3 separate regions of the Homo sapiens genome follow, and regions 2 and 3 are each linked to region 1. The links are chromatin contacts, found by Hi-C or POLR2A ChIA-PET in ENCODE. All regions are on one chromosome and are shown on one strand. Each heading gives the region's core, a stretch centred on a gene start or an enhancer-like site at or near the end of the contact. The rest is flanking DNA. Distances are from core to core; before and after follow the strand shown.

Region 1 (2,700 bases), core at 14-2,513:
AAAAGATTTATAGCATTTTTTAAACCTACATGTTCATTTCTGTGCCATTAACTTTTTGAGGCATTCTACAGAGTCTCCAACAAAGAGAGAAATAAGTATTAGGATCACAACCTACGAATCTGGGTGGAACAAAGACTTCTCCTTTCATTATGCAGAGAAAACCAAGTTGCCAAAAAAAAAAAACGGTCCCCTCAGATACCATGCACGGTTACTAACTGCACGTCTGGGTACAGAGAAGGAAAAATCATCTGGTCAAAAGCCCAAATGCCGCCCCGGCCTACCCTCGCCCCCCGCCCCCGCCCCCTTTGCCCATGGCCTCGCCCCAGAGCTAGAGTTCCAATATTTTTCTCCCCAATAAAGGGAAGCGGTTTAACCCTTTGAGTTCCACAACCTTGCGTTCTTCTACGCAGGCGCCCCTCCAGCGCAATCCCAGTTCTAAATCGAGTCGCTGCCCCTTTCCGCGACCACACCCAGATCCCCAAAGGCCTGCTCCCATCCCGACCATTGATGTGAGAAAGGCCAAAACCGGCCCCAGCGGGGCTCCCAGCCCCGCCGCTCCCTCTCTTCCTCCGGGCCAAGGCGTGCCCAGAAAGGGACGCGAGCGCGCCCCTCAGTTCTCGCACGGGCTCGACCAAGGGGCGAGGAAGGAAGAATCGGCGCAGCGGCGAGATGGGCACGAACCTCGCGCTCACTTGCTGCTCAGTGCCAGGGCGAGGGGCGTCGCTCTGCCCCCAGAATCCAACTGGTAATGTGGGAAAGGTGTGGTCCAGGACCGGTGACCTCGAACCGGGGCCCAGCAGTTCGCAGATCCTCACCCCGCGATGCTGGGGCCTCACCCACGACCCCAGCCCCCTCCCAGTCGGCACCCAAGCCCACTAAAGACCCCTCTCCGGGGCCGCAAACACAGTCCTCGGGGCCGCCCGGTCGGAGCCGTGTCAGGTGGTGACAGGAGGCGACGGGTGACCATGGCAACCCGAGGTGTGCAGCGGACCGACCCAGCCTCCGACTCCCGGAGTCACCCACCTGAGGGCTCCAGGGCAAGCCCGGAGGAGCGGCGGAGGAGAACGCGGCTGGGAGGCCGGCGGCCAGGGCCCCGAAGCGGCCGGCTCCGGGCTGCGGCAGGAGCACGACGGCGGCGGTCTGGGTTTGGCGTCGGTCCTCCCTCCTACCGCCCGCGCGTCAATCCATCAGTTCGTCAATCCGTCCTTCTCACGTCCGCCCCTCCCGGCCCAGCGACTCCTCAGCTCAGCCTCTTGCAGACTGCGGTTGTCAAGTGCCGGGGAGCCGAGCTCTACCCGCGAGCGGCAGCCAATCGCCGCGCTTCCCCGAGGCGCCTCAGGACCCCGCCGCGCGGGGCGGCCAGGCAGGTGCCTGAGCCGAAGGGCGAGTCGGCGGGGCGGGGCGGGGCGGGGAGGGGCGTGGAGGGGCGGGCCCAAAGCTGGGGCGGGGAGGGGCGGGGCGGACCAAAGCCTGGGCGGGGCGGACCAAAGCCTGGGCGGGGCGGGCGGGGGTCGGGCTTGGAGGGACCGGCTAGGGGCCCGGGGGAGTAGCAGAACGGGTGCGGCAATAGCGTGAGACTGGTGGCAGGGACGTAGACCCTTAGCTGGCCGGTGACCCCATGTCCCAAAATAGCACGAACAGGATTGTCGCCTGCAAATGGAGAAGACTGCGCATTAGGATTGACTCTTCATACTCCTCCCCGATAATTAATAAAGGTTAATGAAATTAATGTTGCCTTCTACCCTTCTTTCGCTGCTTTCCTAGGTCCCACTTCGTCCCAGAAAACTCCAGTAGTTTGTTTGTCCCCTTCCTGGTTTCTCATTTTGCAAAGCTGATCTGCCTTGAAAGCATTTTTCAGTTACTTAACATTTAATATGTTCAGGTTTTGTCTACTCCTGTTGGTTGTAAGCCCCTTATTCCACAAATATACGTGATGTTCAACCGAGCTTAATTAAGCATCCAGGAAGTATAACCATAAGGAAGAATACAATTACACAAACCTGTAAGAACATCATTCTCGGCCAGGCGCGGTGGCTCACGCCTGCAATTCCAGCACTTTAGGAGGCCGAGGCGGGCGGATCACCTGAGGTCAGGAGTTTGAGACCAGCCTGGCCAACATGGTGAAACCCCGTCTCTACTAAAAATACAAAAATTAGCCGGGTGTGCTGGCAAGCCTCCTGTAATCACAGCTACTTGGTAGGCTGAGGCAGGAGAATCGCTTCAACCTGGGAGACGGAGGTTGCAGTGAGCCGAGATCATGCCACTGCACTCCGGCCTGGGTGACAGAGCGAGAGACTCCGTCTCACAGAAAAAAGAACATCATCCTCACAGAGGCGAAAGTCCAGAGTGAGCTGGACCTCCCAAAAGGGGAAAATGGGGTAACAGTCTGGTAAAGAGAATAAACATCAAAAATATTTCTGGCACTCCCATGCTTATTGCAGTACTATTCACAATAGCCAAAATATAGAATCAACCTATGTCAATCAACAGACAAATGGATAAAGAAAATGTGGTACATATACACAATGCAATCTTTTTTTTTTTTTTTTTTTTTTGAGACGGAGTCTCGCTCTGTCGCCCAGGCTGGAGTGCAGTGGCGCCATCTCGACTCACTGCAAACTCCGCCTCCCGGGTTCACGCCATTCTCCTGCCTCAGCCTCCCGCGTAGCTGGGACTACAGGCGCCCGCCACCAGGTCCGG
Region 2 (2,700 bases), core at 100-2,599, 330 kb after region 1:
TTTGGGTTTTGTTTTTCAAATACTTCCTTTCTCTACTTATACAATAATATATATTCATTAAAGAAGATGTAGACAATTATAAGAACGCATAATAAAGATAAGTCACTCATAATCCTACCACATAGAGATATTCAAGGTTAATATTATATGTATTAATACAATCGTCTGTTCTCTATAATTTTTGTAACTGATAAAAAAAATAAAAATTCCAAAGAGGTAATAACTGCACTTGGCAAAAATTTCAAACCATATAGAAATTACATACTATATAGAGTCTATATAGCAAAGAGTGAAGATCCTTCTCTTTTCCAGGCCACATGCTCACCACCCAAGCCCCATTTCTTAGACAGTTTAATAGTTCAGTATATATTTCTAATAAATGTGGATGATTATGCTTTTTTCTTAAGACTTATAATCTTACTAAGATTTTAAAATCTTAAACATGCCTTGCCCTCCCAGATATGAGAAGCTCCTTGGAAGCTGGGGAATGTAACTTTATACTTCTTGGTACTCCCTGTGCCTTCCACAGGAATACTTTGCACACTCAGTAAGCATTTGTTGAAAATGATTACACATCCTCCCCAAACCACAAACTCAACCTCAAAATAGAACATGTCTATAAATGGTTGGGATGCCAGCTACTTGGTCACTCAAGCCACCAATCCCACATAGAAATCTAAAGAAACAGAACTCAAAACATGAACTGTTTTGTTTATCTTCGAATTTTCTCTTGCAGTCTTGAATGGGCTTCCGAATTCACGTATGTGATTTCCCCTCTGGACCGTAAGTACCTTTGATGTCAAAAGAATCTCTTACACAATTTTTGTAAGTTAGTACAATCAGTGCCTCACGCAGGTCTTGCTCCGTAAATAATGGTTAACTCTCAAATGCTCGGCAGAGCTTCTCACAGCCTCTGCAGGAAAGAAGGGCTATTCAGACATGCAGGCTTGCCAGGCATCTGAGAAAAAGTAGGGCTGCCAGAGCTTCTGAAACCAGAGGCTTAAAAACTGACATAGCAGTGTGTCTTATATGATATTTCACACATAGCAAAACCTCACATTCTCTTGAGTGAGGATAGTGTCTGAAATGACATCAATGAGGTCCTTCAGGAAAAACAGGAACATCCAGAGCTACCACAAGCACCAGGCAGATCACAAGGGCTAAGATCACAGTCATCTAAACACAGGTTATCTTTCCAAGGAAGGTCCTTGTCATAACTAAGAGAAAAGAAAAAGTCCATCAGTTATGGCACTGGAATTCGTGGTTGTCTTCATCAGGCTGTAAGATATCAGTCTTGAGCCAATCAGGACTGCAACTTTTACTTTTCAGGCAATGCTCTACACAGCCGACCCAGTCAATGCAGACTGGCATTACCCACATTTTCCTATTGCTCAACTACAGAATGAGGAGGATTATCACGTGTCACCGGCAACTCTCAGCTTCACTGAAACAACTGAAATGGTAATGGACCTCACTCATCATCCAAAGAGTTCCTTTGGAAATGTAGGCCAGATTTACTAGCAAAACTGTGGTTTTCTACTGCCCTTAAGCTGTCCCTCCCACCCACTCCAAATAACCAATGAAGATTTGCTTTTGAAAATGGGCAAACTCACTGAAAAACTCATCTACCTATAGCAAATGTAATTAATTTTTTAATATTTCAGTCTCTAACATTCTTATACTGGTGAAAGTTAAAAAAGAAAAATGAAATGAGATGTTACAGCAGGCCCAAAGGTTAAGCAGAAAGAAAAGGTCATATGGAAAGGAGATAAATCCAGGAGAGCTAGGGACCCAAGAGTACAGATTCAATCCTGCCACTTCAATGGGAGAAAAAAATACGGATGTCCAGGAAAGGGCAGACAACCTGGTCATGGTTAGGAGACAGAATTCACAAGTCAGCACAAAGCCATCAATCCTAATCCAGAATCATTTCTAATATTTAAGACAACGTACATGTCATTCTACACTGCAGTGGCATCTTAGATCTTTCAAAATATGTATTACAGCACTTTTAATTGTAGCCACAAGAACCTTGCCTGTCCTCCCCACTAGACCTGAGGTCCATCTGGTAAAGGAATCAAGCCCATACATTTCAGCAGCTAACACACAGCATAGTGCACAGTGGGCACGCAATAAATATTGAATTCTTTAAGAACTACTTATGAAGTTTTGAAAAAGATGACGCCCAAGTAAAAGGATAAGGCCAGGCCCACTTAACTTCCCCATGACAGACATGAGTATGAAATGTAAAAGTTCATTTCTGGGTGGACTTCTGCTTCTGGTCAAGATGGAGTGACAGGGATCACATTTACCTTTCTACCGGAAACAGCTAATAAAAAACAAAACAAAACAAAACAAAAACACAGAATGGGCCGGGCGCGGTGGCTCACACCTGTAACCCCAGTACTTTGGGAGGCCGAGACAGGCGGATCACGAGGTCAGGAGTTCGACTGAAACCCCGTCTCTACTAAAGATACAAAAAATTAGCCGGGCGTGGTGGCGGGCACCTGTAGTCCCAGCTACTCCGGAGGCTGAGGCAGGAGAATGGCGTGAACCTGGGAGGCGGAGCTTGCAGTGAGCCGAGAGCGCGCCACTGCACTCCAGCCTGGGCGACAGAGCGAGGCTCCGTCTCAAAAAAAAAAAAAAAAGATACAAAAAATTAGCCAGGCGCGGTAGCTACTCGGGAGGCTGAGGCAGAGA
Region 3 (2,700 bases), core at 55-2,554, 350 kb before region 1:
AACTCAACCTCTCTACCAAGCTCTTCATCCAAACAGACTAGGGGTAAAGACTGTCTAAGACTATACAGAAAGATCATGTATCTGAGGAATTAAAAATAGGGCATAAGATTTGGCAATGTGTCACTCGGCAAACTCAATAAACTAGTATTATCAAGGCAAAAAATATATACACAAAAAGAACTGGGTTAAAAAAAATTTTTTCTATGGACTTTTAACGTGATAACTCATGACACAGGGGTTAGGATCTTCAGTTTTCCTTTGGAAGTTAATAAAAACCACTATAGAGAAAAACAAGATTTGCTAGTAAGAAGGTGAAAACTGCTTCTCCTCTCAGGGTTCTAGTTCTCTTGCAACCTAAAACAAAGGAACCAGACAGGATATCCACTTTCGTACCGTACAGCTCCAAACACTAATCAATCACTCCATTCACTTATCTTTTCTATTTCCTTGTATTCTGTCAAACAACTGTCTCTTGGTTTAAATACTTTTCTGCTGGTCTTCGCTCTCTCTCTCTCCTCTTCTGGTTTATTTTCATCCAGATGTGGATTTTCCCCAAAGTTTCCATCTTATCCTTTTCTCCTCCTGTGTATGCGCCACTGAAGTCAAGATTGCCACATTCAAACTCCCCACACATTCACACACCCACTCCCAATATACAGTATCTCGCCCAATGTTTATCACTCCGGATACATTCCTAGAATCCAAAGATCTGGAGCAGGGAGAAAAAGAAAAGGCGCCTACCAGATGCCTGGAACAGTCTACTAGGCACTACAAGTACATTAGCTCTTTCAATGCTCACAACAGCCCAGCCAGATGTTATCTCAATCTTACGGATGAATAAATTTAAGACTTCTGGCTGGACACTAGAGGCTGGCGAAGTACGTGACCTTTGATCAGAATCTCCTGGAGGAGTGGGGTCCCTGACCATTGTACCTTCCAGAGAACCTTAAAACTGAGATCCCAGGAGACCCCTCTCGGATACTCTGCAGAAGTCAGAGTGACGATATTAGCAAGCACACCGCAGCCATGCGAACCCTTCCTGGCTCAGCTCCCGACAAAAGAAATCAAGCCCCCAGTCAAAATACAACAACAACGGATTAGGCCTACAACCCTCTCCCCCGGCCCCCAAATTCTCAGGAGAAATCCCCTAAGAGTCAGGTACGGAGGTCACTGCAGCGACTTCAGCGTGCAGAGAACGCGGGGACCTAGGAAGAGGACGCTCCAGCCCAACTGAGCGTCTCTGATTGGCCGCCAGCTCAGCTTGGAACGCTGGGGTGCGTGGCGTCATATCCGCCGGGCCCGCCATCTTGTTCCCAGGGGCAGTTGGCGGAAGAGATCGAGCTCCCTGGCTGCCGGCTCGCCTTCTGCGTGGAGTTCTCGCGGTCTGGGTTTCGCTGTCTGCTCTTGGCCCGGGGTCATTTTGTCGGCGTCGGGTGCCCTCTCTTGCCCAGCTGGGGCACAGCGAGGCGGCCCCTTCTCCCGACGACGTTCGATGGAGTAGGGTCCCAGACCGTTGTCCCGAAGAGCGAGATCGAGCTTGGCCCCCTCCCCCCCCTCCTTCCCTCCCTCCTTCCTTCCGCCGCAACATGGCTAACAACAGCCCCGCGCTGACAGGCAACTCGCAGCCGCAGCACCAGGCGGCTGCAGCTGCGGCTCAGCAACAGCAGCAGTGCGGCGGCGGCGGCGCTACCAAGCCGGCGGTCTCCGGCAAGCAGGGCAATGTGCTCCCGCTCTGGGGCAACGAGAAGACCATGAACCTCAACCCCATGATCCTGACCAACATCCTGTCGTCGCCTTACTTCAAAGTACAGCTCTACGAGCTCAAGACCTACCACGAGGTGGTGGACGAGATCTACTTTAAGGTACGAAGTGTGTAGGCCTTGGCTTTGGGGGTAAGTTCGGAAGAGGGGGTATGGAGGAAACGGGCGAAGGCGGCCCCCGAAATCTGAAGATTTGTGGGTGGGGGAAGGTGGTTCGGCGGAGGGGTGGCTGCGGCCTGTAGTGTGTCTGGGAGGGGTCGGACTGGGGCCGCCCTCTCGTTTCCATTTTAGATTTTTAGGGCCGGGAGAGCCCGCCACTATTGATCTCTCTCCTCCCCCAACCTCCTGCCCACCCCTGGGGGGAGTTGGGCAAGAGGGATGGGGGAGAGGAGGAAAGAGTAACAGAAGCCTTTCCAGTTTACAGCTTTAAAATTATTCCTTTTGACGTGGATCTGCTGAGCGCCAACTTGTTGGTGCTTCTCCCGCTCACCCCTGGCCAGGGCGTGTAATGACTTCAGTATTGGCCTCGTGTTGTTGGTACTCACTATCCGATCCAGGCAGGGAAATGGTCAGTGCGTGTGTGTCGGGTGGGGTGGGGGGATGAGGGTGGAGAGGTGCCATTTCAAGAGGTGTACAGAAGGCCTGGAAATTTTCCCAGCAGGAAGTCAGGAGTAAGAGGTCTCAGCCACCTGTGCATTGGGCTAATTTAGAATTATCTGGGCCCTGGGCTTCTGCGGCAGGGTCGGTGCTGGCTTGGCTGTGCTGGGGAGCTCACCTGGCGCCTCCTCACTGCACTCTTGTCTCAGTTCTTGTTTCGTTAGCAGGATTGACTCAGTCTTGCAGCGAGGCTCGGAGCAGCCCAGGGTCGCAGGTAGAGGTATGCACTATTAATCATGCTCAATCGCCATAAATGCATTTCCCTGGTTAAATGAACGACTAA

The links. Hi-C counts contacts between places; a loop is a spot of excess contacts on that map. ChIA-PET counts read pairs that join two places held with the same protein, here RNA polymerase II (POLR2A). Pooled maps may share reads with other maps.
Region 2: POLR2A ChIA-PET joins it to region 1 with 11 read pairs in AG04449. The contact joins the enhancer-like site here to the promoter of WDR47 in region 1. POLR2A ChIA-PET finds 5 or more read pairs at or near these places in 3 of 52 experiments (AG04449, BJ and T-cell).
Region 3: a map of natural killer cell shows a loop between it and region 1 (38-fold over the local background). The contact joins the promoter of PRPF38B here to the promoter of WDR47 in region 1. A Hi-C loop is called at or near these places in 5 of 168 maps with a recorded cell type or tissue (OCI-LY7, naive thymus-derived CD4-positive, alpha-beta T cell, natural killer cell and 1 more), 4 of 37 single-sample maps with no recorded cell type and 22 of 50 pooled maps. POLR2A ChIA-PET finds 5 or more read pairs at or near these places in 8 of 52 experiments (B cell, CD4-positive, alpha-beta T cell, CD4-positive, alpha-beta memory T cell and 5 more).

What each region holds. Positions count from the first base shown.
Region 1 is chr1:109,040,839-109,043,538 of GRCh38, forward strand. It overlaps WDR47 (WD repeat domain 47), which reads right to left and starts at 1,264. Exons shown (of 15, transcript NM_001142551.2): 1 at 1,024-1,264. RefSeq lists a silencer at 912-1,461.
Region 2 is chr1:109,370,267-109,372,966 of GRCh38, forward strand. All of the region lies in intron 1 of SORT1 (sortilin 1), which reads right to left. Among named protein-coding and RNA genes, the nearest start is that of SORT1, 26 kb to the right of the region's middle. Within about 2 kb of position 1,350, at least 12 of the 41 ENCODE cell types and tissues checked have a DNase peak (open chromatin) inside an H3K27ac peak, as active enhancers do.
Region 3 is chr1:108,691,006-108,693,705 of GRCh38, forward strand. It overlaps PRPF38B (pre-mRNA processing factor 38B), which reads left to right and starts at 1,305. Exons shown (of 6, transcript NM_018061.4): 1 at 1,305-1,862. The coding sequence starts at 1,587. RefSeq lists enhancers at 957-1,146, 1,084-1,644, 1,227-1,556, 2,207-2,700.